2 separate regions of the Homo sapiens genome follow, and region 1 is linked to region 2. The links are chromatin loops, found by intact Hi-C in ENCODE. Cell type or tissue: dorsolateral prefrontal cortex. All regions are shown on one strand. Links, peaks and the distances in the headings refer to the core of each region. The heading gives the core; the rest is flanking DNA.

Region 1 (15,826 bases), core at 3,413-11,412, 170 kb before region 2:
CTGTCCTGTTCGGTCTTGTCTAAGTAGTGGTTCACTTGGAAACCTCAGAGGGCCGATGTCCTCCAGTGAGAACTCTGAATGGAGTCTCTAGGAGGACAGTATGGGAATTTAGAACTCTGACTCTGAAGTTGCATGTGTCTGGGTCTAAATCCCAGATTTCCCACTTACTGGCTGAATTGTCTTGGGCAAGTCTCTTAACCTCTCTAAGCTCCTATTTCTTTATCTATAAAATGTAGATTATATTACCACCTAATCCAGTGAGAATGAAGGGGAAAAAGTAAACGTTCATCTTCTTCAAAATCCAGTGTCATCCCTTCTCTTCCAAACAAAAGGCAAAGCTCCTCAAAGGCAACTACTCCTTCACCCTGCCCGTCCCTTCACCCACCACTCCTCCTTCTCACTAACTCCACTCCCCTTCGGCGTGCTCTTCCCCAGACGTCAGCATAAACTGCTTTCTCAATTCCTTTATGTCTTTGCTCAAATGTTACCTATCACAAATGCCATCCTTGACCAGACTACATTAAATGAAAAAAGGAAGAAATTTTCAATGCATCCCCCACCTGCGAGTGCCTCTGAACCCTAAACCTGGCTTTTCACTTATGTGTTTAGTTTCTACACCTGCCTCTAGAATGTAGGTTCCATGACAGCAAGGATTTTGTCTTGTTAAAACTGCTTTACTCCTGGTGCCTAGGACACATCTGACACCCAGTGGGTGTTTAGTAAATATGTGCTGACTGGCAAATTATGAATATATGCTGCATGCAAATAATGAGCCCAATACCTGGCACATGGTCAAAATGAACGTTAATTGTCACCATCACCATTGAGTAGACTTATTCACATGTGTTAATTTTCACTGCTGATTGCAAAGGGGCCTTTGCAGGTTGCCTATGCAAGTTCAGGGTAAGCAGTTGTGCATGTTAGCCCTGATTATTCCACTGTGGTTCTCTCCTCCCAGCAGTGGCACTTTTGGAATTGGTATATTTCCCCCAGGAGCCCCGACATTGTTGACTTAATTGGCTGGTGCAGAGGCACGGAGACCCAGCCCTAACCCTTTCTGTCATCCTACCTGGTCTCTGAATGAGCTCTGCCATCATCTCTAAGGCCCTTGTGTATCTGATGGCATGCTGAGCCCCAAGACCCAGCAGGCATGGCTCTCTCCTCCTGCTCCCTGAGCTCTGCTTGGCCTGCAGTCTTCCATTTTCAAAGGGAAAGCCCAATCTCCTCCTCGCGTTATGTATCGACAAGTCTGATCTTTAAAGACACCCCCTGCTCCTGGGGGCCTGCTCGGCAAACACAGAGCATCCGTGGCCTCCATGTTTGCCCTCTTTGACAAGCAGGGGCTGAGCAGCTCTCTGGGAAGTATTGCTGACATATTGATTGACTCTCTTGTCAGGTTGATCCTCTGCCAGCCAATGAACACAGAAGGTTCTAAGTGGCACCCAGCAGGGCCCACACATTCCCTAATTACTATTTCATACAACCCCCATTCCAAGCTGCCACTTTTCTGGCCCTATAATCTCCCTGTCCTGTGGTTGCTGGAGAATCCTCAGTTACTCGCAACGAACCCTGCTCCCTTTCTCGGGTGTCACTCCCTTGCAGTATTGCCTTTGGAACCCACCTGGCACAAAAACACAGCAACTTCAATAAGAAAATATCACACCCTCACTCCACGTAGGTCTGTTTATTATCCTTACTGAAATCGGGGATCTGTGTGTGGTCCCACCATCCTGTCTTGGTTCCCTTCAGAATGCCAAGAAAGTTTTCTCCAATTAGCCGGAGGGATACTCTCAGAGTTTGGCTGCCTATTGTGTTTTAAGTGGCTGGCTTCCCAGCTGCCACCTGGATTTCATGAGTTTCCGCTCAGAGCCCTTCCCCATCCCATCCTTAGTGACCCATGGAGCCCGAGGGTCTCTCTGAAGCGGAGCCTGTCAGATCATGATGAATTGTACATTTTGGCTGTCAGTGAGAGGGAGGAATGTTAGGGAGAGGGCCTCCCAAACTCATTTCACTTTTGACCCCCAGATGATTTGGACCAGGCCTTTTGGGATGAACTGCTAGAGCATTCAAGGTGGGGCGGGAGAGGGAACCACCCCAGTGCATCCAGGATCTCTTGAGGAGACCAGCATTTATTTGAAATCTTGAGATGAAGCAGCAATAACTCTGGCTACTCTGAGGTTTCTCAGCTTTCTTTTTTTTTTTTTAACTAATTAAATTTTTGGTAGAGATAGGGTCTTCCTATGTTACACAGGCTGGTCTTGAACACCTGGCCTCAGGCAATCCTCTTGCCTCAATCTCCCAAAGCACTGGGATTATAGGCGTGAGCCACCCCATCCAGCTCAGCTTTCTAAGTCTGGTTCTGAGAGTAAATTAAAATTGGAGGTATGATGATATCACATTTACAGTGCTGTTTTTTGTTGTTGTTCATAGAAGCAAATATAGTGGCCCAAAGTATGTGCTAATTCTCTCTGGCTGAGTTTCAGAAAGGACCTTAACCCAATAAAACCTAAAGGGATGCACAGAGATTTGCTGTATAAAAATGCCATTTCCTAGTTTCCTTATAGGTGAAAGTATCAGTCAAGCTAGCCTCAGACAGGCTGCTGTAACAAACAATCCCAAACTCTCAGTGGCTTATAACAGTAACAGTTCATGTCTTCATACATGCTGTATTCTATCACTGGTCAGCCATGGCTGTAGCCCACGTCATCTTCACTGAAGACCCAGAATGGCTATGTGATAAAGTATGTGCTGAATTCAACAGTATAAAGAAATCTAACCCCTCTCGGGAAGGGGTGTGGTCATTCACCAACCCCAATGAGATTATTATGAGTTTTGAAACAAAGAAGAGGTTTGCTGAGACTCCATTACCCATAGAATCTGTAACCAGATCACTATGAAATATGAAGCAGATAGCCACCTCCCACAGTAATTTCCTTCTGATTCTGAAATCCCTGTTCTCAAACTTCACAGTCAATAGTTTCCTCATCTGTGAAATGGGGTTGATAATAGTACCTACCTGTGAGTCTTAAGATAATGCCTTTAGAATGTCTACTATGGTACCTGGCTATAGAAAAGGTTCAATGATGGTGGGGCGCGGTGGCTCACGCCTGTAATCCCAGCACTTTGGGAGGCCGAGGTGGGTGGATCACGAGGTCAGGAGATCAAAACCATCCTGGCTAACACGGTGAAACCCCGTCTCTACTAAAAATACAAAAACAAAATTAGCCAAGCATGCGGGCGCCTGTAGTCCCAGATACTCGGGAGGGTGAGGCAAGAGAATGGCCTGAACCCAGGAGGCAGAGCTTGCAGTGAGCCTAGATAGCGCCACTGCACTAAAAGAAAAGGTTCAATGATTGGCAGCAGGTGTTGATATGCTGATGATTAAAATATCCTTCCCTTTGCAAACTAGTCCATATTGCTACCAGCACTGTTTTATCCCATCTTCTATGCCTCTGATTATGTGTTTTTTAATTTATAAGCATATAACATCCTACAATCCAACCCCCCAAATCTGCCCCCCGTGTATCATTATCTATTCTAATAAATATTGATGGAGTGCCATTTATATTCAAGACACTGTCAGATCTTTTGGGGGTTGCAGATGTGTAACCTCTCTGTGGCCCTTAAGGAGCCATTATTCTACCTGTACAGGGAAACCTTTATGAAAGGTAAAGGGAGAGATTGATTGAGAGACTGATTTCTCAGCCCAAGCCATAGAGCAAATCAGTAGCAGAATAAGAAATAGGGCTCTCATTAGTCAGGAAACTCATTTACTTCACAGCTCCCTGGGGTCTTTATCCTAAGGACACTTTAGTCCCTCCCCACCGGCCAGAGAGAGCATCTCGTTTTCTTACTCAAGTGAGAGAGAAAGAATGGCTGATTAAAAAAAAAAAAAAGTGCCAACAAAAACCTATTTCAGACGCTCCCAAAAAACAAGAGAAGGTGGTTATACCCCAGATATAATTCTCACTTATTTACTTAATGTTCAGTTCAACAACAGAAAATATGCCCAAACTTGAGTTTCATTTTTGTTGCATTGCTTCTTTTGGAAGGACAGGTCTCATGTTCAGCAGATTTGGCTTTTCCCCTTCTCCACCTCCATCTCACTTTCTTATTTTTCTTCTCACTCCTGGGAGTTGTCTGAGAAGTTACTGGTGTACTCTGACCCTAACCCTTTCCACCTCATCTGTAGTTTTCTTATTTTCAGGATACTTTTAAAAAATAAAAATAAAAAGATGCCATGGAACCCAAAACAAAGAAAAAGGTGGGAAGGGGAGGCAAGAGGGAAGGCATCCTTGGAAACAGAGGAAACACAGTTGCAGGGATGTCTCTTCCTGTTCAGTAACATTAGGGGATTGTTTGCTTCCTTTTCTCCCAAAGCTGATGGTTGCAATATGTTCTGCACCTTACAGTGGCAAGATTGAGTGCTATAAGAGCAGAGCAGTTTTGACAAGAGTTTGAGATGGGATGTTGGGGAGGTTGTCATCTTTGCCTGATGGGACCCACCACTCCTTCCATAGACGTGAAATCAAAGCTTTGTTAGGCCTGGGTTCCAGCGGCACCTGCAGTACCTGCCAGTGTCTGTCTTAAGACCCTCCTTGAAAGAACCGCACCTCCAGTGCAGCTGCAGCTGGCCCAAGGCGAGCTTCAATAACCCAATAGTATCATTTTTTTAAAAAATTATTTTAAAATAGCTAATTCCTTGGCTCCCTTCACCTGGTAATTACAAATCAGAAGCTATCGTTATCTTGAAGCCACCATGATTAGTTCTCATTTCCTGACCTCTGTATAGTGAAAATATGTCATTATTTGAGGCAATGGAATCTGGTCTCTTCAAGTGAGTGACCTACATATAACGGACAAACTGCAGGAGAAAATTAGGTGTTACCTTGATGGAAAGTGTACAGTAAATGTCACTTACTCTTATTACTATTTATCATCTCAAGAAGTTGTAACAGTGGGCCTTTCACTTTAGAGGAAAGAAAACATGGTTCTAAGATGGAGAAGAGTGTAAGTGAAAAGCAGACACACCCACACACACACGGACACCTTGCCACCTTCATCTGTGGCCATCAATCTGAGCTGTATTGTTTGAAGATAGGTTTTTAACCTTAATAGAATGCAGTCTGACTTTACGTGGTGGTAGGCATGCAGAATTAATTGCTGTGTGAACAATTTCCTAAGCATTGTTAATTGTGTTCCCTGCAGATAATTGTTTCTCCCATCCCCACATCAGACTCCAAACGTCTCCCTGTCAACAGCCCTTTCTCTCCTGCGGTGGTAGGAATGTAGCAACAGTGTCAACCTGTGTCCAGTGGAAATGCCAGACATCGTTTGGATGAGAGACATGCAGGGGAATAAATTCCTTACTTATTCTCAAAGGAAGCATCTCTTAGATAAGGGCTTTGAAAGAATACAGGTGTTTAGGGTTTGCTTTTCATTCCACTCAGTAGAAAAAACTCACCAAGAACCATCAGGGATAGGGTTGTGTTAAGTTTGCTAAACTCATGGTGGGGAGTTGACACAGGCAGGATGACAAGGAAGACCAGAAGTTTGTTTGGAGGCCTGGGGTGCCCATGGGAGTCAAGACTTCTTCAGACGTGCTCAGTTCCTTAGCAAAGAACAGGCAGTATTTCAGAACTCTGTTTCATTCCATACTCTGCTAAAGTGAGAGCGACAGAGACAGAAAGAATAGTAATGTTTTCAGAAAAGGACCCCATTCCACCATCAACCCCCCAAGCTTTTTCTACAATGTGCTGAAAGGTATCCACTCATCATGAAGAGGAGTGGAAAGGAAAAATATTCTAAAAGTTTGAAATAGTTAGGGAGGTGGGCCAGTACCACTATAGATGCTGCTGGCTGCACTGATAGTTCAGAGCAGGTACCAGCAAACAGGTACCAGCAAACAGGTACTATTCGGGTAGCCTCCTTTGAAGCTGATTTACTTGTGAGTGTATAGTTTGGGGAAACAATCCTTGTCAATGCCCCTAGACTAACAGTCTAAAAGCAACTGTGTCCAGAGTGTAGAAAAGGATGGATGTGGTAGAGCAGCACTCTTTACAGTGATTCGAAAGGGCCATTTTCCCCTCCATGGTGGCACCGTTTGGAAGATCTGGGCTGTGTTTTCTCCTCCCTCCTCCGCTCACTGTAAGGGATCCTCTCCCCCTGAGACTGTGAGCAGCAGCGCCAGAAGGGGAGACCTAACCACCCAGGTCTCTGCTTTCTGTATTTAGCTAATCCCTGTGGCCTGGGGCAAGCCATTTTTGACGCAGCTTCCTCAAAAGGCAATCGCTTGGAAAAGGGCACCTGGCCCTCCCCCTTGACATTTGCATTGCTGAATTATCTATTCATATTTTCATTACTTTGTCTCTCCTGCAGCAATGCATCTGCTCGGACTCAATTGGCAACTCCAGCCTGCAGATGGGCACACCTTTAACAATGGGATAAGGACCGGCTTACCAGGAAACGATGATGTGGCAACAATGCCATCTGGAGGCAAAGGTGAGGTTACAGCTGCTGCTTGCCCTCTTGAGGTCACAGGAAAATTCTGAGCTCTCGCCAGCTGGTTCAGGTTTTCTAATCCAAATCTTGGAAGGTATGCCAAAAGAAAAAGAAACGGGGGGAAAAATCATTGCCTTTCATAGGTGCCCCCATTAAAAGCTGTTTGCTGTTCCTGTCTGTTAGCTGTGTTTGGCTGGATCACTCAGAGCTGGCACAGTGCCTGCTCAGAGCAATGTGCATACCTATGCTATCTGCAGCAACTGGCATGGTCCAGAGCTACTTGAAAGCATCCCAGGGCCTGTGCAGAAACAGCAGCCACAGCAGCAGCTGGAGTGGCAGCAGCAGCAGCAGCAGCAGCAGGAGAAAGTCCTGCCTAATCAGAAGGCAGAGAGCAGCAGGCAGCACATGCCATCAGACTGGGTCCCTCTCCCAGGAGACATGCAGCCTCCCTGGGGAGGAAGCTGCCTGGCTTGGCATGAAAGAGAAAGGCTCAGAGCTGCTGTGCTTTGGGGGAGAATAGAAAGGAGTTTTGACAACTCGGCAACAAAGCTTCTCTTCTCAGAACAGTGAAGGGGACAATAGAAATGTTTATTGAAGCAATCAGGCAACTGTATCCTTGAAGGGAAAAAAAAAGGTGCTAACAAGGTGCTAAGAAGGAGGAGAGAAAACAGAACCATAGGGTGGGGGTGGGGGAGACTGGAGCAATTAAGACAGAGCAGCCAATGGAATGGTTAGCCAGGCTGGCACGCAGTGAGATATGCTTAATTCGGGATGGAAATCGCAAGGGAGAGATTGTATTAAAGGATTTCTCCAACATGCAAATTTCCATTCTGCCTTTTAGCATCTATAGCCACTTCACCCCCACATTTCGGAAACACCCTACAGGGATATTTCAAAGAAGGGAAAGGAAGCAGCATTTATTAGGCACCTATTGCATGCCAGGCTTAGCATTGTATAACTTTAACAACTTTAAAGGAAGGAAAAATCTCTCTGAGAAACTCAGGACCAGAAGGTATAGAAACTTACTCAAATAGGTACAAATTTGGACTCAGAGTTGTGCCCTGTGCATCTTTGGGCAGGAGGTTGGAGCTTTCCTTCAAGCAGTCATTTTCCACAAAGAAGATTCCAGAATTCATCTGCCCCCAGAGGTGCACATTAGTCATCCTGAGATGCTAATGCTGCTTCAATTATCCTCCCCAGAGCTGTCCTAATGCTTTGAGGATGACTTTTTTGTCTTTTTATCCAGTCTTTAAGAATCGCTGTACTCATCTGTCATAATCATAACACTAAATTACCTTTAAGTAAGCATGAAAAAGTTTTATCTGAGGATGAAATTATATGCTTTCCATAATCGGGTAAGTTAAACTAGACCTAAAACTGAAAAGTATATTTTGCCTTAACTGACCATGTTCTGCCTTAACTGACCAAAAAGCCCAGAGCCAAATGTATTGACCTCAGATTTGAAACCTGGTCACCTCCAGTACTTGACACTGTCTGCTCCTTCAGTTTTATCTAGGGCAATGGTTCTTAGTCATAGCATTTTTGCACCCCTAGAGGACATTTGGCAATGTCTAAAGACTATTTTGATTGTCACAGTTGGAAGGGGCATGGCAGGCATCTAGTGGATAGGGGTCAGAGATGCTGTTAAACAACCTATAATACACAGGACAGCCCCCTGTGATGAAGAATTATCTCCTTTCAAGATGACAATAGTGCTGCCCTTGGAAACTCCACTTTATGGGGTCTCCGTCACGTTTTATCCATAAATGTCCTTTAATCTACAAGTCAGCACCTCATCCCTTCAGAAGAATGCATAACACACATGTGAAATGAATATGCATATTCTATCATTGGGCACAGAGAAATTGTTTATATGTGTATACATTCTGAAATTATATGCCAATGCTTTTCGAGTAGTGTCCTTCATAAATGGGAATTAGTGATCTCTACTGGCCTCCGTAAATTAAGGTCAAGATCAAGCACTCCTCCCATTTGTGATAAGCCTCTATTTCTACCTCTGCTCCCCACCAGCTTTTGCATCCCACACCCATAGAACAAATCTTAAGAGTACAAGAGTATGCGTCTCTAAATTAACAAATGAAGAAACACTTTCCATTGTGTCTTTGGAAAGACCAGAATTTTTCCCCTCCTGTGCAACATGCTTTTGAAAATGTTGTTGTAGAAGTCATATAACATTACTAGTTCAGATATTTTCCAAATAAGTTATGTGACAGACAAAATGTTATTTTGTTTTTTTGTTTTGTTTTGTTTGAGACAGAGTCTCACTCTGTCACCTAGGCTGGAGTGCAGTGATGCAATCTCGGCTCACTGCAACCTCCACCTCCCCGGTTCAAGCAATTCTCCTGCCTCAGCCTCCAGAGTGGCTGGGACTACAGGCATGTGCCACCACGCCTGGCTAATTTTTTGTATTTTAGTGGAGACGGAGTTTCACCATGTTGCCCAGGCTGGTTGCAAACTCCTGAGCTCAGGCAATCCTCCCATCTCGGCCCCCCAAAGTGCTGGGATTACAGGCATGAGCCACTGTGCCCAGCAGAGACAGACAAAATGTTTGCCAAATCATTGTCCAGTGAATTTTGTCAATAGAATACTCAAGAAAAAAGTGTGAGAATTTAAAATTGCTTAGAGATGAAATAAAATTTGAAACTTAAAAAGAGATCAGATCTCTTCTTAAGTGGTTTTAAGGTTTGGCTTATAAAATGACTAAAATGTTTTCAGTTCTCTCACCCATGCCTATTTCTTTTATCAAAAGTGACCTTGGGTTTGAATTTGTATACCCAGTGACCTCCGCGCTCCCCATTCCCCAATTCTATACATTTAGATAACCTGAATCAATTCCAATCGACTTCTTTTCCAGTGTTTCAAAGAGACAATCAAGATATATTGGCAATAAGTTAATTAAATAACACCGCCTCCTTTTTTTGGTGTAGGATATTCCTTCACTCCAATGTTTTAACCAAGATACACCACACATTGCCAAGGAGGATAATCTCATTAAGCAATTACTGGATAAGTATCCAGCAGAAGCAAATTAAATGTAAGCAAAACACAGGCATGTGAGTCCCATCTAAGATGGCACATCGATAGAGATTTCATTACCTGGTCTTTAGGAGTATTTACATTCCTCAGGTTTGGGAACAAGTCTAATAGACAGGGCAGCCTACACACTCTGATATGTTGGTGGAAACAAAGCACTTGATTAATTAGTTGGGAGAGTACATTCTTTGGTCTTTGCCTTTCCGTTTTCCATTTGTTGTTGTTCGAGTCTTATTTTTCTTTCTTCCACTCTCCTTCAATTAAACCTTAACATGAATTGTTGCTGGCTTTCACATCAAGAAGAGGGAACACACAGTCTGCCAGAATCACTCACCATCTTGTGTGTATTTCTATGTTAAAAGGAATGAACTCATACATCTTCATTACAAGGGCATGGAGAACTTTCTCTGTAGATCTGGGATTAGATAAGCCTTGAGAAAGACGATTCAATACAGTATTCTGACCTGGTCAGATAACATAAGGGAATTCAGTTTGATTGGCCAGGCCCAGGGAAAGCATACAAGAGATTTTAAAGGGCGCATCATACGTACCCAATTTGTGCACAGATTTTAAGAAAGAATAAACTATCAAGTATAGAATTGCATGGATCATTCTCAAAACCTATCACTCATTTTAGATTCAAGTTGTCCTCTATATCAGGGGTCAGCAAACTACATCTCATGGACCAAATCTGGCCAGCTGCCTGTTTTTATAAATCAAGTTTTAATGGAACACCACCATGACTATTACCTGTTGTCTATGGCTACTTTCAGAATAAAATGGTGGAATTGAGTGGGTGCAACAGAGACTATATGGCCCAAAAAGCCTAAAATATTCACCATCTGACCCTTTAAAAAAAATAAAAAGTTTGATGGCCACTCTGTATCATTGCCAATCCCATTTCCACTTTTCTAGAACTTTTCCTATAACTATCCAAGTTATAGGAGTCCAGAAGAGGAAGATCAAACTCCCAATACATCACTTCTTCCTACTTGACCAAGCCCTAGTTATAATATATTCTTGGTAACTTTGCATTGGAAGATGCACTATAATATAGGATTTTGGAGTTGGTCTGGTGGATACAAACACCAGCTCCATCACTTAGCAACTGTATGACTGTAAGTGGGTCATTTGTTCTCTCCCAACCTCCAGTTCCTCATCTGTGAAATGCAACTCCCTCATAAGCTTGCTGTCCATCATAAATGAGATGACCCTTGTAAAACATTGCATGTGGCATCAGGCATGTAATAAATGATCCACGAGTCTTAGTTGTTGAAACTGATGTCATCTTTACATCTCTCAGCTGGTCCATTTAACAAGTTTCCATGGCCTGTCACATCTTTTGAGAGGCTATATTTTCCAAAGGTGAAGACCAACCAGGTGCAGTGGCTCACGCCTGTAATCCCAACACTTTGGGATGCGAAAGTGAGAGGATCACTTAAGGCCAGGAGGTCGAGACCAGCCTGGGCAACAAAGTGAGACCTCATCCCTATTTTTAAAAATATAAAAATAGGCCAGGTGCAGTGGCTCATGCCTGTAATCCCAGCACTTTGGGAAGCCGATCACGAGCTCAGGAGATCAAGACCATCCTGGCTAACATGGTGAGACCCCGTCTCTACTAAAAATACAAAAAAAAAGTTAGCCAGGCGGGGTGGTGGGTGCCTGTAGTCCCAGCTACTCGGGAGGCTGAGGCAGGAGAATGGCGTGAACCCAGGAGGCGGAGCTTGCAGTGAGCTGAGATCATGCCACTGCACTCCAGCCTGGGCAACAGAGCGAGACTCTGTGTCCATATATACACACACCCACACACACACACATATATATGTGTATGTATGTGTATATATATATATACACACACACATATACACACATATATATGTATATATATAAAATAAAACAAAGGTGAAGACGGCCTTCAGAATATGAAGATAGACAATACCACTTCACCTTTTTCCTTTACCTTCTAAGAATTAACCAAACCCCAGATGAGGATTTCTTCCCAACATTGGCTTGATGAGGTCAGTAGGAAGCAGGTCTTCCTATTCCAAAGGGCCAATGTGTACACCAAGTTGGCCCCTCCACACTGCATTATTTGTCTCACTGGAGCTTGAGTTCCATCATTGCCAGCCTGTCTGTTTTAAGCCCTACCATTCTCGGTTTATAACTCAGCTGTAAACATTTATTTGTGCCTGGAGCACATTTCCTTCCTACCCTTTGAAAAAAAAAATTAGAATTTCCAGATGGTATGCAAGTTGGAAAAAAATGGCAAAGACTGTTATTCTGTTTAGAAACATGTTTTTCTACACTTGCCCTTTCAGCAGAAACTTCATAATGATTTTTACTAGTTGGCTTAATGCGTGGTACTAGGAGCCAGATTAGCAGGGAGGTTCGTAAATTCTTCCGCTGGCTCTCATCAGCCTCTCAATGAACACAGCCCAGGGTTTTAAAATGATCACTTCCCTATATGGGGCTTTTCCAAAGTCGGTGAAGTTCCCAGAAGGGCAAAGGGTCATTATGTTTGAGCCAAACACCCCTTTACTGCACGTCTACTGGCAAATATACCAACATCCTAACTACCAACCCAACAACTCCCCTCATTTAGGAGGCCATGCTGTTCTACATTGTTGCAGATGGGTACTACTTACATGCACTTATACTGGTGGACTTTTGCTTTTGATTGCCACCCATAGCCCCATTCTAAATTGCATAGTTTCTGTTGTACATAGCATCATGGTGGCTTGACATGGGCATTAATAATGAGATCCAATTTCCCTTTCTGTGCATTTGCCCATATCCTCACTGGCCACACTTCTCTTTCAGAATTGACTTGTACACCCAGATATCTGGTCTATGATCTCTAAATATGTACCTGTGGTATACCTCTGATATGTTGGCCCTTCATACCCACGGGTATCCACAGATTCAACCAACCTCAGATTGAAAATATTTGGAATAATAATAATACACAAAATGCAAATAAAAATGATAGTATAACAACTATTTACATAGCATCTACATTGTATTAGGTATTATAAGTAATCTAGAGATAATGTGAATTATAGAGGAGGACATACATGGGTTATGTGAAAATACTACACCATTTTATATAAAGAGCTTGAGCATTTACAGATTTTGGTATCCACAGGGGTCCTGGAATCCATACCCTGTGGATACCAAGGGATGACTGTGGGCCTGAATGCAGTCAGCATAGGGGTTAGCCACATGGGTTTTAGTGTCTGTCAGACGTGGGTTTTGATCATAGATCTACCAGTAAAAAGCTGGGTGACCCTAAGCAAGTCACTTATCTTCCATGAACCTCAGTTCTCTCATCTGAAAAACAGGAAAAATTGTAAGAGTATCAGGAGATTACATGGTGATTAGCAGCCACTCAATAAATTTTAGCTACTATCAATAATAGTAAACTAAACTAAATATTAATGCAGGAGCAAGTTCATCTGAAGAGTCATAGGTATAAATACTTGTTAACGTTCCTAGCGGCAAAGAGTTGACTATTTTTATCTAAAGCAACAAATTGAAATTTCAAAAGATGTAAAAGCCACATGTAGTCCCAAGAGCTGAAACATTTTCTAAAAGTCATTATTGTGTGATGTTGTGAACACCATCACAGAAGCAGTGACTTTCAGGATGTAATTGCATTCCTAAAGTATAGCCAGCCAGCAGCAGGGTGAAGGCTGATGGGTTGCTGATGTCTCAGCTGAGCTGTATTCTTGGGCAGTCAATCTAAGGTCCTTGGAAGAATCTTTTCACTTATCTGTTGGTTAAACAGAACCCTCAGATGGTTGTCCTGATTCCCAAATAAATGGAAACGAGGTGTAATGACTGTAGCAATATTCTGAATTCAATTTTATTTGCAATAGATAAAAATATGTGAGGCAGAATAATCTGCAAGGCAGATTTATGCTGAGGTGCCTCCAGAGTTCGGTTAAGTTAGGAAGTATTAATATGAGGCTTCATTTCCCTGGTATGACTATGAGTCCATTCCCTTTATCACTTGTTTGGGGAATAGTTTCACTGTTTCTGTAAATGAATTATGGCAACATTTTCTGAAATGATTAGCTCCTAATGTAGCTATGGAAGGCTGTCATTTTGCTCAACATCAGTCGTGTTTAACTGGTTGAAATTTTAGGTACATATTTCAGAAATAGGTAATAGTTTCACATTTACATGAGCAATCTTCCGTGGAGTTATAGAGTTGGACTATCCTGTAAAATTGATCATTAGAATGTTGCCTCTAAAAACCCAGAAATCTCATCTCTAAGCTAAAGATGAACTAGCCAGAACAATTGTATCTTAAGCACGTGCTTCTTAGGGCAAAATGATCATCATGACACTTTTCATTGTGCAGCTCTTGGATAGACTGAAAGGTTTGCCATGGAAGCCCCAACTCTGGGAGACATGAACTGGACTGGTTCCTGCATGCCAGGGTGCCAGGCCTAGTCATTGCCTAGAACCCAAGGATACCAGTGAGATCCTCACAGAATGATTACAGGATGCTGTTTAATGCCTCTTCTCTTGATGCCCCTAATTCAATCTCAAAGTGAATTCATAGGACGCTGGACAACAGGCTGCCTAGATAAGAGATAATGGGAATACAACATACACCCCAACTCTGATGTTGACCAAAGAATACCTACTGTTATAGTCAATGCTTGATAAATATTTATTGCATGGAAGTATGAATGAATGGCCCACCCAACATTGCTTAGGACATTTCTTAATCATTGTTAAATAAATAAAATCTGGCTGCTTTTCAATAACGCAGACTGCACAGAGTTGCCCATGTGAGAAGCAGCTAGACCACACACCAACACCAGCAATTTGCAGAGAATGAACTGGTGATGCAGTTTTCTCTGACCATCGTATCTTAATACATGTGACCTGTTGTCTGCCCCTCCCAGTCTGCAGATGTACTGGTCACTCACTGTATATTGATTTCAGCTGCTCTGGAAAATGACTGCCAGTTTTATTAAGGGCTACTCCACCCATTGGCCCTCTTTCATTAATAGTGCCTACAGCAGGCAGCCTGTATTTTTTATTAGGCCATCACAAATTCACCCCCCGCAACTGAAAAAAAGTACTTACAGCTGATTTTAGGTAGCATCACAACAGACAGGACAGAAGGACGTAGAGCACCTACAATTTAGGTACAACATGCAGAAGCACCCCAAAATACAGATGAGTAGACAGACTCAGAGAGGGCTTTTGATTAGCCCAAAGGCACACAGCTGGTAGCTATCAGAGCTGGGATTCAAACCCAGGCTGACTAGCTCCACTGGGCAACATTGCCTCCTTAAGGTCTCAGAACTTCTCAATAGGATATTCAGCTAGACCTTAAAATGTCTAGCTAGGCATTAGACATTTTAAGATAAAGATAAAAATCTTAACTACTTTGTTTCCTTGCTGTCTGCCTCTCAGTGATGTCTTGTGAGGGACTCACCATATTGGTGGTCCTGGAACAGCTGGCATGGCTCAGGGAAGCCCAGCTTCAAGTCCTTCTTCATGGAACTCAGCCTGGCTTTGATGCTGTTCTTTTTGACCTTAGAGAACAACAGAGATCTGTCCTCCTGGACATCGGCCCAGAAATTTGACCTCCAGGAATAGAGTCACTGAGATGGTTCCCCATGCTGGCTGCAGCAATTTACAGAAAAACACCTTTTCTTTTTATCTCTTTGGAGGCAGTATTTGTACATTTTTCTCTTTTTCATTGTTTTTAAAATTACAAAAGTTATACACACTCATTTTCAAGATTTTTAAAAAGTATATAAAAAACTTTTCTTTTGCTATCATGAATATTTCTCTAACAATTGACAAATTTGAATAAGGCCTATAGATTACAGTCATGCATGGCAAAACAGTGTTTCAGCCAATGATTGGCCAGATATTCAGTACTGGTCTCATAAGATTATAATGGAGCTGAAAAATTCCTATCACCTAGTGACATCTTAGCTGTCCAAATGTTATAGTATAGTTACTTTTTTTATTAAGTTAGTGTAGCCTAAGTCTACAGTATTTACAAGGTCAAAAGTAGCATACAGTAATGTCCTAGCCCTTCACTTTCACTCACCACTCACTCACTGACTTAAACAAAGCAACTTCCAGTCCTGCAAATTCCATTCATGGTACGTGTCCTATACAGGTGTACCATTCATTTTTTATCTCTTATACCATATTTTTTTACTGTGTCTTTTCTATGTTTAGATACACAAGTACCACTGAGTTACAGTTGCCTACAGTATTCAATATAGTAACA
Region 2 (15,826 bases), core at 4,513-12,512:
GTTTGCCATCCCTTCCTTAGTCAGGAGGCATATTTCACCTGTTGCCACCTCTGTCTTGTGACAGCCACATTGCTGATGAGAGAATTCAAGCTTTCTTGTCCAGATTGTCCAATGTCTGGGAGGAGTCCAAAATCAGGGGCACTTCTCAAGCTATTGAGCCAGGAGTTGTCAGTTACAGGGGAAAAAAGAAAAAGACTGCCTTTTTTGGGCCCCTTTATACAAGAAACAAAAATGTTATGTTTGCTTTATCATCAATTCTTCTGCTAACTGTTTGTTCTTTTTTCCTTTCTGTTTTCTTTCTATAAAGAAATAAAGAGTTTAAACATAGGTAAGATGAAGAACTCTTTCCCATATAATTTGATATGGTTCGTTTGCTTCCTTGTGTTTGCTTTTTTTGTTTTGTGCTTCTTGTGTAATGTTGTATATTTTTATGTACCAAATATAGTAACTTTTTTATGTGCTAATTGTGTGTTGTGGATATGATAAGCTTTAGCAATTATGAAATGCAGTCAAAAAGCAACCAAATAAGCTGACAGTAATTAGAATTTCCGGGAGATTCAAGTGCAAGATAATGAACCCTCAGCGAACTTCTATCCCGACTGCTCAGTGCGGTCCATAATTGGGCTAAACAGTTGAGGCAAACTCCTGGCTTTTGTAAATGCTGGACTGGGTTCACAAAAGCTTTAATGAACTGGAAACGGGTTAAAAACTCATTTTCAACTCATTAATGATTTTTTCCCCTGGATATATGGTCATCTTTAAAAAAAAAAAAAAGTTAATTGCCAATCTGCTGATCAGAATGAATCCAACAGTCAGATGCATTGAGAATTTTCATGGAGTAAAATCACTTTTGAATAGTTTGAAGGATGGAGACCAAGTATTCTTTGTCAAAACCGCCTTGGTCATTACATTGATCCAAGGTTATCATTTAAAACCACACTAGTACAATTCACAGATAAAGTGTAAAACACACATACACGTGCATTCACACATGAACCACACTGAAATGAAGATAGTGTGAGCTTTCTTAAGGAAAAATGACCTTATTTTTATTCAGAAGAAGAGAAAAAACAAAGCAATCTGTACCACTACTCAACGGAATGCTTCTGCTCACTTTTTGAAATGAAACATGGACAGCTCTCCTTCATGATATTAGGTCAAAATTAGACAAAAAGTAGAGTCAAATTGCACAAGATCATAACAGTCAGTGGAAAGGCCATGCATTGACAAAGTCCTCTGTCTTCTTCTCAGGCACCCCAAAATTGGCCTGTTATAGGCACCCCATTTGAGCCAAATTTTAAAAATGAGTAGAAATGCCCTGGAAGGACATTTTTCCAGGAAATTCACCAACCTCATGTGATCTTTGCCACAGCCACAGGTATGGAGGCATGGCTGTCCCTCTGACGTGAGTTTCTCTGCAAGCATCTTGGTGAAAACAGGTATGAGACCATGGAGAAGAATGGTCTCCCTAAGCAAGAACTGACCTCACACCCACCACTGCCTGCTCTTCTGCCAGAGCTTTTGAAAAGCCTCCTCAAATCAGGCTCCCTAGAAAGTCCAAAATTAATTATCTCTCTCATAGGTAGGCACAGATGTGCAATGCCTTGATCCTTCTGTTGATAATGCCAGCTACTGTTCATTCAGTAACAGAGTGCAGCATCTAATTAAAAAATGGCATGAATTTTTCCCTTTCTGCCCTAATTTGTTTTGCATATATGGATAGTCTCTAATGACTTAATAGCCAAAAAAGAAGAAGAAAAGAGGAAAGGAAAGGAATGAAACCAGGTAGTCTACGCTTTAGTTATCTGGGCTGGAATTTCAGAAAAACTTTGACTTCTAGTTCAGGGATGTGTCTTAATAGCAACCTGAAGAGAAACGGGAATGAAAGACCATCTCAACTCCACCCAGATTGTTCCTAAAAATAGCTTCCTAGTTCTTTTCTTTTTTTTCCTTAAATCAGAGAAGACCCCAAATGGTGGTGTTTTAATTAGTAATTTACTAGCTAATGTCAACAGGACAAATGCATCCAATGCTGTCATCTCTCTCACCTTCCCTCCACCTCTCCCAGCCCCTGTCTTCCCATCACCCCAAAGTAAAATTGAAAAATAATAGGAAAAGGCTGGTTGCATGGTTTATACCTATAATCCCAGCACTTAGGGAAGCCAAGGCAGGAGGATCTCTTGAGGCCAGGAGTTTGAGATCAGCCTGGGCAACATAGTGAGACCCCATCTCTACCAAAAAAAAAAAAAGGTTTTTAATTAGCCAGGCATGGTGGCATGCACCTGTAGTTTCAACTACTCAGGAGGCTGAGGCGGGAGGACCACTTCAGCCCAGGGATTTCAGGCTGCAGTGAGCTAGAATTGTGCCACTGCTCTCCAATGAGACCCTGTCTCTGAGAAAAATAAAATAAAATAGCAGGGGAAAATAAAGGGGGCCTGTGCTCATTTCAAAACCTAGTCTACCACACTGAGGCAGAAAGGCAATTACTGTTTGCATCCTAGAGGTGCTGATTGTAATAACCAGTATAGGAATAACATGAGCACCTATTCTGGTCCCAACCTCAAACCAGTGACAGGCACTACAAAGGGAAGAACTGCAGGGTTTTGAGCCAGAAGGAACATTAGCAATATCCAGTATGATTGATTTAATCCCTCCAGCCCCTGCAAAAAAGCTAAGACCTGACACAGTCAAATGACTTAACCAAGGTCACCACCAGCTGGGTCAGAATTGAGTTTAGAGTTTCCTGTGTTTTAGTCCTGAGCCACTTCTACAAGTCTTACTCTGTCCTAGTTAGCCTCACACAGGGCAGCCAGACACATGGCAGGGGAAGCAGCCCAGGTCTCAGAGGCTCACGCCTTCCTAATACACTTCACACACACACAAAGGTATTAATCCCCTAGTGTGGCTGGGAGCCCTGGCAGACCGTGGCTCACGCCTGTGACCTCACTGTTACCTAGATTTGAAAAGTGCATCTCCTGTCTCAGTAATTCAGATTCCAGACACAGTACCAGCAAGATACCCACATTTCTTTACACTAAATGCCAACTTTATCCATGTCCACACTGAAGAGCAGTAAAGAAGCAAGCTCTGAGCCTGGAGATTGGGGGCGGTTATGGGGTGCTTCCCATGATAAAATTAGGAAAACTCCAGGTCACCCTGGTATTAATGGCCTAGTACCCTGGAAGCATAGGTTAAAATGAGAACATTGTCACATGGAAGTGTTCCTCTATCCCACTTGAGAATACACTAAGCCCTCAAGGGGAAATTAAGGAGACTGCACACACATGGACTGTAGATGGTCTTGAATAACTATCCTGCTTACAAAAACAGGATCGGAGTGGGAGCTCTCGTACTGGCTAAATGAAGCAACAGTTGTTTAGCATGGTGGGAAATGAATTTTCTAATAGCATAAGAAGCATAAGTCCAATTAGAAGTAGCTAAGAACCATGATGTGTTAGAACACTGAGTTTGATGTTAGATTCTTTCCAGTTCACTAAAGTGGAAAGACACTAGAGAAGGTAAGCGTCTTGCTAGGATTTTTGTCATTCCTTTGATCTAGGAGGCCAGCTCCATAGCCCCCTCCTCATTTCTCTTTGTGCTTCTTCTACTAAAGCAACAACCCAGCACACAAGTACTACTTGGCAGTGGACCCCGTGTCCGGCTCGCTCTACGTGTCCGACACCAACAGCAGGAGAATCTACCGCGTCAAGTCTCTGAGTGGAACCAAAGACCTGGCTGGGAATTCGGAAGTTGTGGCAGGGACGGGAGAGCAGTGTCTACCCTTTGATGAAGCCCGCTGCGGGGATGGAGGGAAGGCCATAGATGCAACCCTGATGAGCCCGAGAGGTAAAGGACATCAAGGAAGAGTCTCCCGCCCCAGATAAAGCTTTGCCACCAGCTTGGCTTTCTTCTCATCAGAACTTAACTAAGTCCAGCAGTCCAAAACACAGCTTTCCCTGTAATCATTTAACTCAGATAGATTGCTTTGGTGTGTGGATGGGTGTTTAAAAAGAAAACCAGTCATGAGGTCAGGAGATGGAGACTATCCTGGCTAACATGGTGAAACCCCATCTCTACTAAAAATTACAAAAAATTAGCCGGGCGTGGCGGTGGGCGCCTGTAGTCCCAGCTACTCAGGAGGCTGAGGCAGGAGAATGGCGTGAACCCGGGAGGCGGAGCTTGCAGTGAGCCGAGATCGCGCCACTGCACTCCAGCCTGGGCAACAGAGCGAGACTCCGTCTCAAAAAAGAAAAAGAAAACCTTATTTATTTATTTGAAGAAAACTTTATCATGCACATAGGCTCCAAGTGGAAAGTGAAGGGGATTGCGCCTGGAGATTTCTGACTGCTGCCAGTCAGGAGAATCAGAGGAAATCCTGGCTCCATGGGCCACAGTGCCAGCTGTGTGGGCTGGAGACAGAACAAAGCCCAGCGAGGGGCCTCTGGCCACGCCCAGACTTCCGTGGTAGACAGCAAATGTGTATGAAGTCGAAAGTGCAGTGCCTCACATGTTGTAAATGCCCAATAAATGGTAGTAATTAAGAATGGGTATAATTTCCAGGGGTCCAGGATGGAGGAGTTCTGGGAACCCATGGGTCTCTATTTGAAAAGGACTAAAAATACTTAACATTAAGGAGCAGTCATCTGAGAGTCCAATTCCTGTTAGCATTTTTAGCTACTGTGAAAGCAGCAGGGCAGCATGGATTAAGGAGGCAAAGCCTTGTACTTGGGCACTGGGGCAAAGACACAAAATAAATAGAAGCCATATCTGTGCCTTTCCAGCCCTGCTGCAACAGGGGAATGCTAGGCCCCAGTGTCCCCCTGGGGCATTGAAGTGCTGATTGGAGTCAAGCTTAACTGGGAATACTTCCTGAAGCATACACCTTGAATTAGGAGTTTGTAACTACAAGAATCATCATTTCTCAGCATTACTGCTGCAATCGGTTGTGAAGTATATTCAAGTAACTTACTACTAATAATGTTTAGGGTAATGAACTTAGGAAATAACTTCTTTTCTAAGGAGAGCAGATGCAAAGTTATTTCCTGCTTCATTCATTTGCGGCCTTGGTTCATTTGCAGTCCAAGGAGCATGCTTTCGTCAGTTGCAGGGAAGAAGGTGGTGATATAGCCAGCACCCTAGGAACTATACAAATCCCAGCACAGTGCCCATGGGAAAGGATCTTGCGTTAGAAGGCTGAGAACCACTGCTCTGAGGGTACTAATCAATTCCAGTAAGGTCTCTGGTCTAAGCAGAGTGCTCAGCAAGGCATCTCATCTCCCACCTCCACCCCGCAATCCTACACCTTTCCAAGAGATAAATCCACACCGCTTGTCTTGCTCAGGTATTGCAGTAGACAAGAATGGGCTCATGTACTTTGTCGATGCCACCATGATCCGGAAGGTTGACCAGAATGGAATCATCTCCACCCTGCTGGGCTCCAATGACCTCACTGCCGTCCGGCCGCTGAGCTGTGATTCCAGCATGGATGTAGCCCAGGTGAGACTCTTTCTTATTTCTCTTCACTAAGCAACACCTGCCCCTTGGCCTGAGGTTCTTACCTGTTTCCTGTTTGGTTTGGAAGTGGAATGGGAGGGAGAGATACAGATACAGATCACGGGGTTGTTTGGAGAAAGCCTGAGATGAGCTAAACAGTAAGATGGAGTGGAAAATGTCAGATAGGTATGAGAGAGAGAGAGAGAGCAAGAGAGAGGGAAAACTGTTGAGAAAAGTGGAACTGGTGACACACTCCAGCCGTGGCAGATTACAGGGTAGAAGCTGCTCTGTAATTACCTCCCTTCTCCATCATTATTGCAGGTTTGAGAATGTACTGTACAGTGTTATATGTCAATCAGAACTTCCCCTTTAATCTGAAATGACTGCATCCTCACTATATAAACCTTTACTTTGTGCAGTAGTAACTAGAGCAGAGCCCTCTACAATATCACCCAAAGTGTGTGTTTAGTTTGGGCTGTTAGAGAGGCAGAGAACAGAGGCTCACTCAAATATACAGCATTTGTTCTCAGACAGCCTGGAATATACGTTCAGCCTTTCTATAACGGCCTTTTCAACCCTTGGCGAGCCTCATAAATTTCAGCTCAAGTTCCACAACAGACAACTTGCTACTGAGATTTTTATTTCAAATTCCATAGAGGAAGGATGCGTTCGGTTCCGTTTATTTTTTAAAGCAGACACTCAAGTTGTAGTTTGCTGGAGAGCCTGCACTTTGGCTCCCCTTGGATCAGAGCCATCTTCCAAGTCACATGGCTCCTTTTTGTGAATTAGATACAGGTGCCGCCTCTAAATGTACATAGCTTCCGTAGGCGTCTGCTTGGAGAGCAGAGTATGGGCTGGATGGCATGGTCTCTTGTGCAGTGAACTACCTGTGCAACCATATGTAACAGCTCTGATGCTGGTCCAGCCATCTGGAGCTGAGAAGCAGCATCATAGGTAGAGCTGATGGCCTGTTCTGGTCATGGCAGGTGACACGGTAGAAAATATATATTATATTATCTCTTCTTCTCCATCACACCCACTCATCATGGGCAATGAGCAGCTGGTTCAATGAAGAGCATTTCTAATACAATGTGTTATTAAAAAGCTGTCTTTTTTCCTAGATATATAAAACCAGTAAGTGCCGTACGGTTAAACGTTGGACATATTAAAGGCTGTTCTTTAATCTGATACCACGTCATCCACAGGTTCGTCTGGAGTGGCCAACAGACCTTGCTGTCAATCCCATGGATAACTCCTTGTATGTTCTAGAGAACAATGTCATCCTTCGAATCACCGAGAACCACCAAGTCAGCATCATTGCGGGACGCCCCATGCACTGCCAAGTTCCTGGCATTGACTACTCACTCAGCAAACTAGCCATTCACTCTGCCCTGGAGTCAGCCAGTGCCATTGCCATTTCTCACACTGGGGTCCTCTACATCACTGAGACAGATGAGAAGAAGATTAACCGTCTACGCCAGGTAACAACCAACGGGGAGATCTGCCTTTTAGCTGGGGCAGCCTCGGACTGCGACTGCAAAAACGATGTCAATTGCAACTGCTATTCAGGAGATGATGCCTACGCGACTGATGCCATCTTGAATTCCCCATCATCCTTAGCTGTAGCTCCAGATGGTACCATTTACATTGCAGACCTTGGAAATATTCGGATCAGGGCGGTCAGCAAGAACAAGCCTGTTCTTAATGCCTTCAACCAGTATGAGGCTGCATCCCCCGGAGAGCAGGAGTTATATGTTTTCAACGCTGATGGCATCCACCAATACACTGTGAGCCTGGTGACAGGGGAGTACTTGTACAATTTCACATATAGTACTGACAATGATGTCACTGAATTGATTGACAATAATGGGAATTCCCTGAAGATCCGTCGGGACAGCAGTGGCATGCCCCGTCACCTGCTCATGCCTGACAACCAGATCATCACCCTCACCGTGGGCACCAATGGAGGCCTCAAAGTCGTGTCCACACAGAACCTGGAGCTTGGTCTCATGACCTATGATGGCAACACTGGGCTCCTGGCCACCAAGAGCGATGAAACAGGATGGACGACTTTCTATGAGTAAGTGGGTTTGTAAAGCATCTCTGAAGAGCCCTTCCCTTGCCCTAGCTGGCATTAGGACTGGGTCGCTTGTGTAGCTTTTTAAATTGCTTTGTCACGTTGTCTTTCTAACTTTAATGATGTCTTATGGCCTCAAGACATTCATGTCCCCTCTCCCTGACTCTGAAATGATTTGCTCTAATGGATCTCTGATATTGAGCATCCTCCCTACTAGAGTTGGGAATTCCTGTTGCCTGCTTGCCGTTCAAATTTCAGGATATTGGACATGCACAGCACCTGGGAGGTAAAATGTTGATTAACTTTGCTGATTATTCAAGTTTGCCATGGGTGCGGAAATTAGAATCTAAAAGGCAAGATCCCAGTGGGGTTCCTGTAATTTGCCAATAGGTCCAGCAACACACTTGATTGCACAGACAGGTAGATAAACTCTGAATTTCCTCCTTAGCAGAAGCAGATCGATACAGATAAAGCATTAGGTATATTAAAAGATGCGAGAGCTGGTCATATTTCCCCTAACAATTATCTCATACTTAATAGTCCTGACGCTTGTTTTGCAAAAAGCTGTTTTTCCTAGCTCCTGCAGGCAGTTCTTGGTCAAAGTGTCTGCTGCTGTAGGTACTAATGGTGGGATGCTGGTTGGAGGAAGTTACTAGGCATGATTCTCCCAGTGGCTGGCTGAGACTGGAGCAGAATTTATAAATATCTGGCTCTCCTAGGTGATGAAGGAGTGTGTTAACCCCTGTGTACTTGGAGTCCTTGCTTGTGTTTTGTCTGGATGCTGCTGCTAGCTCAGAATGTAGTTAAGTTAGGGAGAGTTGGCACAGCAAAAAAAAAAAAAAAAAAAAAAAAAGCGGGGGACAAGAGGGAGAACAGAAAACCTCATTGTTGATCATTCCTAAACCCGGCAATGTTTACTTCCTGTTTGTATGCCAATGGTCTTGGGAGAATGTAAAAGGAAGCTGTTGCCACCTGCTGGATATTTAGTGCATTGCAGAAGAATTGCTTCCCCTGGTTCTGACTTTCTTCTTTGGGCAACTCTTTCTCAAGCACCTTAACGATGCTTGAGATTTCTGAAGCATCTTAATACCCTTCAGGACACTGTAGTTTTGATCAAACTTTACCAGCCAGTGATTCTGCCCTCGAGGGTACCATCCGAGTGCTGTCCTTGGCTCTCATACCGAATTAGGCTGAAGCTATACACTCACCCAAACACCTCCGAGATTTTCATCTTCCTTTCTGACAGTTTCAACCAAAGACCTAATGCATTTCAGAAACAATTTGTTGGCTCTCCTGAAAGAGGGGGAAAAAACATCCCTCTCAGGGAGGCCAGCCTGAACTGGGCCTGGTTTACAGACTGTCATAAAGAAGCTTGGGTTCAAGTGCATCCACAGATCTGAACTCTAAAAGGGAAAGTATTTTCCAGAAAGTGTCCCTAGTTTAATGAAAACATAGGCATGACTCGTAATTGTGTTTTAAAATGTTCAGAAGTTACATTGAAACTGAATTTTTTTATCTTAATTTGATAAGCTGCCCTTTTTTTCATAATGTAGATAAATCCAGTGATCACAAATTCTCCATTGTGGGGTTCAAATGTATAGGGTTTTCTTTTCTACCTGAAAAGATGGTGAGTTCTTTTTGTTTTATGGCACTTTTGGCACATGATCAGCCAATTGGAAGACACACAGCCAACTTAAAAATCAGACATAACTTCACCTCCTGTCAGGGCAGTGTGGTCAAGACCAACACTGCATAGCCTTAGCCAAAACTTTAGAGAAAGGGTGATGAAGAAAACCACACAGAGGCTGTGAGGCTACTAGAAAAGTCTGTCCTGGTCGGGAGTGATGCCTCATGCCTGTAATTTCTGCACTTTGGGAGGCTAAGGCAGGAGGATCACTGGAGGCCAGCAGTTTGAGACCAGCCTGGCCAACATGGAAAAACCTCATCTCTACTGAAAATACAAAAGTTAGCCAAGTATGGTGGTGCATACTTATAGTCTCAGCTACTTAGGAGGCAAAGGCATGAAAATCACTTGAACTCAGGAGGTGGAGGTTGCAGTGAGTTGAGATCACGCAGCTGTACTCCAGCCTGGGCGACAGAGCAACACTCTGTCTCAAAAAAAAAAAAGAAAAAGAAAGAAAGAAAATGATTTGTCCTTCAGTGAGAGCTTCCTTAGGGGGATTCCTCTCTTCCCACTCTGTTACAGGGGGCAGAGTACAAATCCCCCTATAGGTGAGAAGAGTGGCCATATCTTTTTTTTCTGCATAGAACATGAGGTACAGAAGCCATTTATCTGCCGTGTTGTCACAGTGACTGTCTAAATATGGATTTGATTATCCCCATTTTATTGATAAAGAAACTGAGGCTCAGAGAATCGAAGTGACTCCCCTAAGACCACACAGGGAGTTGGTAGTGAAGCAGGACTGGAATCCAGATCTCCAAGCCCAGCGTTCTTTGCATTGCACACTAGCGTTGTAAAGCAGGGCTATGAATGGAATTTGTAACTCCACCTTCAGACTCCACATGGGAACTGTCCCTGAATTTTTGGGAAGATGTAACTCAATAAGACCAGCCTATCAATGACTCTGGAAGCAGGAGAGAGAAAGGGGTAGGAAAAAATAACACTATCGAATCTTCCTGGACCCATTTTATGATCAGCCAGTTCCAGAAACTTCCAGGACATCCAACCGTGGAATTAAGATTTCCCCAGATGCAGGCCACTGGGTCTTGATAGAAGAAGTATCCTGATTTAGTTTCATCCCTGAGGGAACTCAGGTTTTCACAGTCTTCCCCAAAAGGCAGCATCTTATACCAGAAAGCTCCTAGGTCTTAGGACCAGGATGACAGGGGTGTGGAGTCCATCTCTGCCACATGCTTACTGATTGACGTTGGACACGTTATTTAACCTCTCTGAGCCTCAATGTCTCATCTGTTACATGGGGATAAAAATGCAAATTAACAACAGGAGCCCTGTGCTAATCCACTGAGATAATACATTTTTAGAAATTAGCAAAGCGCTTGGCATATAGAAGTTTAACTCAGAGTATAGGCTAATGGGATTTGAGAGGAATTATTAAGCACACCTCTGTCTCCTTCCTACCCCTCAGGTTTCACTCAACTAACTGTAGAGTGGATACAAGAGTCAGACAGATAGAGACTTATTTTGGAAAAGCAGAATTGAAGAATGCAGCTTGCACATTAGGTCTTTTTAATACCTCACTTTGCATTTCTCCTGCTCTCTTCCCACCTCCCAGTGCTGCCTGCTGGTCTCTCATCCCCTGCAGGAGCAGAGTCTGCCTTAGCAAACTTCGGGCTCAGAGGGGCAGAAAAACACATCACCCTTAAAAAGAGGCCCTCCAGAAGACAGAAATGATAAAGAGCCTCTTTAGTCATGTTCAACTCCTTCTCCCAATCCAGCAACTGGGGAAGGGGCAAATGTCAGATCAAAGGAAAAGATGGAAGTTGACTTCCCATGGTGTGGGGTTCAAGAGTGATTTTACAGAATAAGCTGCCATGCAATTCATGAAGGCTGGAATGGGCCCCTTTAAAAGTTGCCTCTCTCTCCTCTTTGTCCTGGGAAGTGAAGAGCTGGGCAGAAATAGAGCTGATACAGAATGCCTTTTGGAAACCCTATCATGCCTGCTAAGTTCCCAGACTAGGGAAGATGCATCTGTATTCCTGAAAAGAACAGTACTGTCCTTAAAATTACACTCTCTACTCCCTATACTCTCTCCTTCTCCACTCCCTCCCTTCTTTATTTTAGTCCTTAGCACCTATTACTCACCATCTGACATGCTGTCTATTTTCTATCTTGGTTTAGTTTTGCCCTCTTCAGCTAGCATGAGTGCAAGAATTTTGCTCCATTTTCTTCCCAGCCGTATCTCCAGTGCCTTGAACTGTGTTTGGCACATCACAGGTGCTTGATGAATATTTATTGACTACATAATTCAAAGGCAGCCTCCAGCCCCACTCCAGCCAAGGCTGGGCCAGTTCCATTGGGTTGGCATTGAGATCCCATTGCTGGAACTTACAGCGCTTCACTCCTACATGCAGTCATTTGCAAAAAGACCTACATCTGAAGACGTTCCTTGGGGGAAGTAAGTAGAGCTGGAGGCAGCCGAATCTTCTTAAAAGTTAAAGAAAATCTGTTTTTCTCCCTTTGGCCCATGAGATTCTAGTCCCTACCCTAAAGCTCTGCTCCCTAAAGTAGAAACTCCAATTCCTACTACTTCTCTCATAAGGAAACTCAGCAGCCTATGCATTGTAAGTGTCCCCAAACTACAGTGGATTGGAATTAAAATCCTTGCCCTGGTCCCAGAGAATGTACTTGTCAGCAGGAGGAGAAACTGTCTGTTACTGAGTACCGCACTAGACACCCCGTATCCAAATACTTAGAATTGCTTTGTTTTCTGATGTTTTAAATACCTTTTGTTTCTGTTTATTAAACATGAAAGTATTGATTACAAGTAATTTCTTTTTTTTTTTTTTTTGAGACGGAGTCTTGCTCTGTCGCCAGGCTGAAGTGCAGTGGCACAATCTCAGCTCACTGCAGCCTCCGCCTCCCAGGTTCAAGCGATTCTCCTGCTTCAGTCTCCCGAGCACTGGGACTACAGGCACACGGCACTGCGCCCAGCTAATTTTTGTATTTTTAGTAGAGACAGGGTTTCACCATGTTGGCCAAGATGGTCTCAGTCTCCTCACCTCATGATCCACCCGCCTCAGCCTCCCAAAGTGCTGGGATTGATTACGGGCACAAGCCACCATGCCCGGCTGATTACAAGTAATTTCTAAATTATGGGAAAATGCAAAGAAGAAAATGAAGATTCGTCAAAATTCCATACAGCAAAACCACCATTAACATTTAAATGTCTATATTTTCAGAGAATTTCTGCTCCATATAGATACTGATATTTTTTACCCCTCCCTGAAAAAAAAAGCTACTGTCAAGGGAGTATATTTTGTACCCCACACTTCCACTCAACACGTGTAGATTTGTGTATGCCAATAAATAGAAACCCATGTTGTCGATCCTGATGGCTTCATAGGTTTCTACTTTATGGATAGATCATCAGTTATTTAATGAATCTCCCATCAAGGAACATCTAGGTTGTTCTAATTTGTCACTATTGTAAATAGCACCTTTGTCCCCCTGCCTGAGAGGTGGCTTCTTTAGCAGGTAAGAAAGCACAGAGGAGCCCTATTGATTTAGCAGACCTAAGTCCCCATCCCTGATTACAACACCAGGGCTTTCCAGGGAGTGCATGGTCTGCGCCACCCCATGCCTGGGGCCCTGGGCGAGTGATAGCGGTGGATCCTGAGCTCACAGACATTCCTGCTCCAAGATCTCCCTCCTCTCTCCCCCAACACCTTTAGGCAGCGCGGTGTACAGCTTAATGTGATTGCACTCTCAGCTTTCAAACTTCTGCAGAGCTTCACTGCTTCTAGTTCTTCCCAGAAGCAAAGTTTCTCAGATCCCTGAAAGCCTGAGCCAGGTCTGCAATTCTTTATTCCAAAAACATTTCCTGAGTGCTCTCTGTCTTTGATGTTGTCATCCTAAGCCCTAAGCGACAACATCCAACAGGCCACAGCGGTCCTTTCCACCGCTCACAGGCCCTCCCCACAGGGATCCTTCTCTGAGGACCCCCCATCCCCACGCGCTGCACAAGCTCCAGTTCCCATCCCTCAGACCCTGCCAGCTTTTTCCCTCTCCCCAGTCCAAAGGGAGTAACCCGCAGGAGTTGAGCCACTTTCCCTTCTTTTTTACCCTCCAAGCAAAATGTCTTCATAGCTCCGCCTTCTTCCTCCCCTTCCTCCTCCAGTAACAAAACTCATCTGGGAGAGCTCAAAGGCCTGGAAACGAGCCTGCTTTCCTTTCCTGGGTGTGAGAAGGGCCCAGCTCTCAGAGTACAGTGGATCTTCCAAAGTGGGGAAAGGCTGTCCCAACTAGAACAAGGCTTCTTGCTAAAGGTGATGTGGGGAGAAAACTCCACGGTGTGAGAAAAGAGGAAAGACGACACATATACATAAAGAAGGAGGCCCCAGTGTCAGGCCATTTGCAGGCAGTAGGGCATGATCACTGGTGTCCCTAGACTTACTTGGGTGCTAAGGACAACTGCTGATGGTAAGGGAGTCATTGGGAAACTGTCTAAGAAGGCTGCTTGGGAAGTGGAGCCATGGCGGTTTAGTGGGGACCAAAGAACAGGTTCCATGCAGCCAGGCCTTCTATGCTGAGCCAATTTGTGCAGGTGGCATTTGGCACAGGCTGATTGTCCAGAGGCCTAGGAGATGACAAGTGAGACAAGGTTGGACTCCAGTAGAAGACTCAGGGCATGGATGGTCTCAAATGCGAGATTTTTATTTGATTTAGCAACCAATGGGAAAAGAGTGTGGTTTGTTCAGCAGGGAACTGACATGGTGAAACTGCTATTTGGGGAATATTGATTTGATGGCTTTGTAGAAGACCTAAATTAAAAAACAAGAGAGGGCCAAGTGCGTGGCTCACGCCTGTAATTCCAGCACTTTGGGAGGCCAAGGCAGGTGGATCACCTGAGGTCAGGAGTTCGAGACCAGATTGGCCAACATGGCAAAACCCCATCTCTACAAAAAATGCAAAAATTGGCCAGGCATCGTGGTGCATGCCTGTAATCCCAGCTGCTCGGGAGGCTGAGGCAGGAGAATTGCTTGAACCCAGGAGGTGGAGGTTGCAGTGAGCGGAGATTGTGCCACTGCACTCCAGCCTGGGACAGAGTGAGACTCCATCATCTCAAAAAAAAAAAAAAAAAAGAAAAGAAACAGAAAAGTAAGAGAAGCTCACAAGTGGCTGTTTTCTCTAACTAACTAGAGGAAGCCTGAGACCAGGTGAAATGTTTTCCAGGAGCTGAAGTCAGTTATATCAGCGGGTAGAAGAAAGCATCACAGCTGTTTCTCCGGGCATAATAGGGTTTTGACTGTGACGAGGGGCCTCAGTGAGATGCGCCACCCAGCCAACCCACCTTCCCAGCTCTTTCTCTGGCCCTGTGAGTCTTGGGAACACTGTCAGCCCCAATGACTGCTGCTAACCAGGGTTTATCTATCTATCTATCTCCCCCCAGCTATGACCACGAAGGCCGCCTGACCAACGTGACGCGCCCCACGGGGGTGGTAACCAGTCTGCACCGGGAAATGGAGAAATCTATTACCATTGACATTGAGAACTCCAACCGTGATGATGACGTCACTGTCATCACCAACCTCTCTTCAGTAGAGGCCTCCTACACAGTGGTACAAGGTGAGCCTCCACCCATACCATCCTACCCCCAAACTCACCCATAGACCCAGAACCCAGCCAAGCCCAACATGTGAGTTATGCAGCCTGGGAGGACTTCCAGAGACCCAGCGTACCCCTAGCTTTCTATTTTATTCAAGTGTCCACAGCAAACTATAAGAGGTCAATCTTGTAGAAAATGACTTAATCAGATAGAACAGAATGTCATCTACACCCAGCCAAATGTCTAGATATTTGAACTGTCTACATAGTTATCTGAAAATGTCCATTTCCACCCGCCCCCCACATACTCTCTCCCTACCTCTTACCCTTCCATCACCACCTCTCCCCACCAACCCAAAACACATAGTTATCTTCTCAAAGGCCATTTATTCTCCTGGCTCACCACTAGACTTCATATTTTCTTGTTCCATCCTGATTCTCTCTTTTAAGCATTTGTTTGATGAGTTGGTTGCCCTGGGACTGGAGCTCTTTAACATTCTCTCTCCAAGACTGGGATCTCAAAGGTCTCTGCCCACCCTGTGGTTATTGTTGCTACTAGACATGTTTTGCAGTCCAGGGCAAGCACTGGGGCTGGCAAGAAAATGAATTGTGCCGATTAATTTTTCTTTTAATTAAGATATAATGTCGGTGGGCTAGCCCGTTGTCAGAGGATAAAAGTGTCCTCTCAGTAGATAAATGGTGACATTTCTGGACTATTATCCCACAGCGGAGCCTGTTTCAATGACTCTATTTCTGCTCTGCCAAATGATTAATGATGTAGATTCTGTCCTTCTGCGTGTGACGGCTGGAGTCACAGGAGCGACAGGTACACACTTGCTCACTGCCCCAAAAGCTGACATCTCAGAGGCCAGCCCAGGCCAGCTCCTTTGCCCAGACAGTCAGGAAGCAGTGTATCTGTAAAAGGAGTCTCTGACTCACATTTCCTTCCCGTAACTTTTCGGTAAAGGAAAAGGTCAGACGTCTGATTGACTCGTGTAGTTTCCACTGGG

Evidence for each region. Hi-C counts contacts between places; a loop is a spot of excess contacts. Peaks named below come from ENCODE experiments on the same cell type or tissue, not always from the same donor. Only the 100,000 strongest peaks of a DNase experiment are listed, where the experiment ranks them.
Region 1: a loop joins it to region 2, with 2.2 times the contacts of the local background. A loop is called at or near these places in 7 of 110 quality-filtered maps.

The regions. Positions count from the first base shown.
Region 1 is chr5:168,041,049-168,056,874 of GRCh38, forward strand. It overlaps TENM2 (teneurin transmembrane protein 2), which reads left to right. Exons shown (of 31, transcript NM_001395460.1): 8 at 6,379-6,501. Among named protein-coding and RNA genes, the nearest start is that of TENM2-AS3, 95 kb to the left of the region's middle. RefSeq lists an enhancer at 6,681-7,438. In dorsolateral prefrontal cortex, for the core only: a CTCF peak has its summit at 6,502 (motif pointing left); DNase peaks (open chromatin) are centred at 6,483 and 6,773.
Region 2 is chr5:168,211,427-168,227,252 of GRCh38, forward strand. TENM2 (teneurin transmembrane protein 2) reads left to right here. Exons shown (of 31, transcript NM_001395460.1): 22 at 308-328; 23 at 3,614-3,846; 24 at 5,342-5,496; 25 at 6,699-7,573; 26 at 14,662-14,837. LOC124901128 (a long non-coding RNA gene) reads right to left here. Exons shown (of 2, transcript XR_007059038.1): 2 at 15,184-15,826. Among named protein-coding and RNA genes, the nearest start is that of TENM2-AS1, 13 kb to the right of the region's middle. In dorsolateral prefrontal cortex, for the core only: CTCF peaks have their summits at 8,537 (motif pointing left) and 8,740; DNase peaks (open chromatin) are centred at 7,460 and 8,543; H3K4me3 peaks cover 744 bases; H3K27ac peaks cover 371 bases.